Regions from separate parts of the Mus musculus genome. Here region 2 is linked to region 1. Evidence: chromatin loops called from intact Hi-C (ENCODE). Cell type or tissue: gastrocnemius. All regions are shown on one strand.

What was found. Peaks named below come from ENCODE experiments on the same cell type or tissue, not always from the same donor. Only the 100,000 strongest peaks of a DNase experiment are listed, where the experiment ranks them.
Region 2: it touches region 1 in a loop (2.4-fold over the local background); 12 of 42 quality-filtered maps call a loop at or near these places.

The regions. Positions count from the first base shown.
Region 1 is chr15:9,288,720-9,291,219 of GRCm38, reverse strand. All of the region lies in intron 2 of Ugt3a1 (UDP glycosyltransferases 3 family, polypeptide A1), which reads right to left. Among named protein-coding and RNA genes, the nearest start is that of Ugt3a1, 10 kb to the right of the region's middle. In gastrocnemius, a CTCF peak has its summit at 1,367 (motif pointing right); no DNase peak of the experiment used is centred here.
Region 2 is chr15:9,333,683-9,336,182 of GRCm38, reverse strand. It overlaps Ugt3a2 (UDP glycosyltransferases 3 family, polypeptide A2), which reads right to left and starts at 585. Exons shown (of 7, transcript NM_144845.3): 1 at 395-585. The coding sequence starts at 488. In gastrocnemius, no CTCF peak of the experiment used is centred here; no DNase peak of the experiment used is centred here.

The DNA of each region.
Region 1 (2,500 bases):
GAAGGAAGGAAGGAAGGAAGGAAGTCTGCCGTGCCCCAACTGGCCAGTCTGGCTCTTCCTTTATTACACATTCACAATGAACAATATGAGTCCACTATAAAGTTTCACTTCTGACAATTTCAAGCTATATATGTCATCTTACATTAGAAAAAAATAAAAACAACTCAATTCATCCTCTCTTGCTATTGATGAGAATTTCAAGTCAAAATAAGTAGGTCAAAACCAGAATCCTCAAGTGATCCTAACGAGAGAGTTTCAATCATTTGTGTTTGAAGACAGACTATAGGGTTGGGAACCTCCTTTCGTTGTTCATTGCTCATCTGACACAGTCCCAACCTAACTTGGTGTCTCAGACTCAGTCATAATTGGAGATTCTAGCACCAACTATGGCTGACTCACCTCAGTGGAAAGCCTCTAATCTGCTCATCTGCCAGGCAGTGCTCATAATAAACTGTTAGGATGGATTCCCTACACAACACAATATACAGGTGAATAAATCCAATTGTATGCTTATGCCCACACAACACAGTCATCAATCACTGAGAATTCTGGAAAAATGCCCTTTCTATCCCTATTGATTACATGTCTGCAGATTTTTTTAGATGCTATTAAAATGTTCCATGGGGGTTGGGGGTGACTCTCAAATTTTCCATGAGTGTGGCAATTCTTTTTGATGATGTTTGTTGGGTCTCTCTGGGGAAAGTTGTAAATATAAGAAACTTAGAAAGACACCCACCATTGTCAATGGAAATAAACCAACAACCAAAAAGAGATTAGGAGAGAGGTGGGGGACAGCTAAACAAAACTGAAGATTATACAGGAGACATGTGGAAATCCACTAGTTTAGAAGCTACTTTTAAAAGAAGAAAAGAAAATCTCTGAGGGCCACTGAGATGGCTCAGCAGATTAAGGCACTCACTGCCAAGGCTGGTGGCCTGAGTTTGATCCCTGGGATTCAGATACTGGAAACTCCTGCAGGCTGTCCCTTGATCTCCACACATTAGCATGCACACACACATACACACAGTCAGTAAAGAAATTTACTGTCAAAACCATTCATAAAACATGTTTTAAATTGTTTAAATAGAGATGTCATGTATACTTAGATAATGCTGATCTCAGAAGTCAAGAGCAATCAAACAAAAAGACCCTGTGCTAGTGTGGGACACATTCCTAGGAGTTGTTGATCTTGAGGCCAATGGAGCCCTCAAGACAGCATAGGCTGTTGCCATTGCTCTTGATTGCCCAGCAGAACTAGATCATATAGCTGAGGTCACCACAGCTTTGGTCACAAAGGCAGAGCAAACTCAAACTGGAACTGAATATGGAGCTTCCTCCCTTCTGACTGAAAGGTGCTACACAGGACACTAGGGGGCAAAATTCATCAATACTTTTTACATAAATGATAGGCCTCCTATGTTACAATAGTGACCTACAGGGAAAACGTGCCCAGTGTTATAAAGGTGATCTTCTACCTTCTGACTGGATTTAAAGCCTGTTGTACAGGGGGAAAAAACAGTACCGAACACTGTAAATTTCTTCAAAAGCCTATGGCTAGGAGGGCCATATTTTGTATGGAAGAAATTGCTACTTTCTTTAACTAAATGGATATGTTTTTTAACCCACCTTATACATACTTTTGTTTATACCAATGGATTATAAGTTTTGCTCTCAGCCTTCATTAGAGAATTTCTTTGTGTAGCCAACTGCAATAAACGCAGAGAACCATGTCGGTTGACATAAAACATCGAATGCCTGGCTCTATCTGCACTCTCTCAGGGGATCAAGGAACACAACACAAGAGAGGAGGAAAATCAGATAGGAGCTGGTTGGAGGGAAAATGGGTCACAAAAAACTATCTTCTGAACATGAAATGGCTGTGACCTCATTACAGCTGTGATTGCCTACACTGGACCTGACTGCCAGACAGGATAAGGAATGGCTCATGCAATTCTGCCCTTCTTGGAAAACTACTGCGGACTGTCCATGGATACCGAGGGGGGGCAGTCATTGTTATCAGTGGTTTGACCACTAGTGAGCTTCCTAAACTCCAATGGATAGTCCTATTCCCAGGCCTGTGCAAGTGGTTACAGTATACAGTTGTTTCTCTATCTCTCTATCGCTCTATCTCTGTCTGTCTCTGTCTCTTTCTCTCTCTCTCACACACACACACAAACACACACAGAGACACACACAAACACACACACACATAGACACATGCACACACTAATACAGACTTAGCAGATAATTGCAAAAAGGAAGGGAAATAGTCAAAAGGTAGAGAGGATAGAGTAGTAAGTGTGGCAGTGTGATCAGAATGCATTATACATGTGGATGAAATTGTACAGAAAGACCTACAGGCACTACACACCTAGCTACGACCCTAGAGAAAAACATTTTAGACAGAGGTATATAGATGAGTGTGTGTGTGTGTGTGTGTGTGTGTGTGTGTGTGTGTGTGTATACAAAACATTCACAATGGATTTCTTTTTTACTCAGA
Region 2 (2,500 bases), 45 kb before region 1:
CAAAAGGTTTATGAATGTTAGCCTACCCAGAAAAATCAAGAAATGTTCACTGCTCCCTTTGTTGGATGAATAGGCAGATCACTTTTCCTGATCTGCCTCCCACCCACTCACAACTAAAACCCCAGTAGAGAAGCCTTTCTTACAACCCCACCCCCCCCTGCATTCCTCCTTCTGTTTCCACATCACATTATATCACCATCTACTGCTGTTCTCTCCCTTGGGTAGAGTCCTCTCTAAGCACAACTTTACACACACTCCATAGCCCCTGCCCCAGGTGTGGTCCACACCTAGGTAGAAAAACCTCATGCATGGTCAACTATGTGTCATTTTTGTGAAACATGTTAACCCAGGCATTACAGTCTCACAAGGCTCTACATTCCCAACAAGAACTTACTCAGTGTAGATATAGTCAGGATTTTTGCAGCCTCCAAGAGAATAACCTCAAGGAAAAGGAAGCTCATGAGAAGCCAACGCCGATGTGCTGCCATCTGTAGAATATGTGGAGCCCTGACACAGGTTGCACACCTAAAGAGCTGTGCCCCACTAAGGGACCCTGTAAGCCTCTGTCACAAAGCACTGTCTGTTGCCTCAGATGGACTAAAGGCAGAAGATATTTTCTGTTCTTTTTCCAAATGCCCTTTTACCCTTGGCCTTTTCTCTGCTAATCTCTTTCCAGCTGATGTTGCATCATCCTCCTTAACTAGAGTTAAAAGAAAAACAAATGGAGAATTAATACATAACTTGTCTTTTCGTTTTGTTTTGTTTTGTTTTTGTTTTTCAAGACAGGGTTTCTCGATATAACCCTGGCTCTCCTGGAACTCACTTTGTAGACCAGGCTGCCTCGAACTCAGAAATCCGCCTGCCTCTGCCTTTCGAGTGCTGGGATTAAAGGCGTGCGCCACCACACCCAGCTATAATTTGTCTTATAGCCACAATATTTCTTTGCTGCCACAATATATCTCTAAAGTGGGAATGTAGGGACCTTGGGAAATCCTGTCAATGAGAATATCTTAAAGTGGAATATATCGTAAATATTTTTTAAGCCTAGTCATAAGCTCACAAGATGCTTCTCCCTCTGACACTCCTCTATCTATTTTCTATCGTCACTTCTGGAACAATTACCCTGGGTACCGGTTTTAAAATCTCCAGTGACGTCGATCATAAACATATCTTCGAGAAAAGCAATCAAGATTATTGCTTGACATCTCTCACTAGTCACAGATGCATGAAAATGTGCTAGTTGCCTGTGTAACTGAAAGACAGAAAAAGGAAAAGGAAAAAAAAAAGCTAAACCTCCACTTCTGAATGAACAGCATGAAACAGAACAGAACTATTCCACAATCCTTCCAAGGGCAAGCTCAGGACAGAGTCCAGATCTGTTTACTTGTAAATCAACAATGAAGGAAGGAGCACACTGCTCCGAGCAGTCATCTTCACACTCCAGTGTAAAACCAAAGTGCTTTAGCCAAGTTTCTCAGTGCAAAGTTTCCAGCTCCAAAGCACAAAGAGAATCTGATTCCCCTGAGGTTCTTTTATTGTTGAGAAGAGTTCTTGCTCTCGTAGGTTTTTTGTTATTCCAGATGAATTTGCAAATTGCTCTTTCTAACTTGGTGAAGAATTGAGTTGGAATTTTGATGGGGATTGCATTGAATCTGTAGATTGCTTTCAGCAAGATAGCCATTTTGACTATGTTCATCTTTCCAATCCATGAGCATGGGAGATCTTTCCATCTTCTGAAAACTTCTTCGATTTCTTTCTTCAGCGACTTGAAGTTCTTATCATACAGATCTTCCACTTCCTTAGTTAGAGTCACACCTAGGTATTTTATATTATTTGTGATTTTTGTGAAGGGTAATGTTTCCCCAATTTCTTTCTCAACCTGTTTATTCTTTGTGAAAAGAAATACCACTGATTTGTTTGAGTTAATTTTATATCAACCTACTTCACTGAACCTGTTTATCAGGTTAAGGAGTTCCTTGGTGGAAATTTTATGGTCACTTATATATACTATCATATCATCTGCAAAAAGTGATATTTTGACTTCTTCCTTTCAAATTTGTATCCCCTTGATCTCCATTTGTTGTCTAAATGCTCTGGCCCAGACTTCGAGTACTATATAGAATACGTAGAAAGAAAATAGGCAGCCTTGTCTATTCCCTAATTTTAGTGGGATTGCTTCAACTTTCTCTCCATTTATTTCAATGTTGGCTACTGGTTTGCTCTCTATTGCTCTTATTATGTTTAGGTATGGGCCTTGAATTCCTGATCTTCCCAAGTCTTTTATCATGAATGGGTGATAGATTATGCCAAATGCTTTCTCAGCATCTAACAAGATGATCATGTGGTTTTTGTCTTTGAGTTTGGTCTTATAGTGGATTATGTTGATGAATTTCCATATATTAAACCATCCCTGCATCCCTGGAATGAAGCCTACTTAAACTTGATGAATGATCGTTTTGATGTGTTCTTGGATTCAGTTAGTGAGGTATTTATTAGGTAT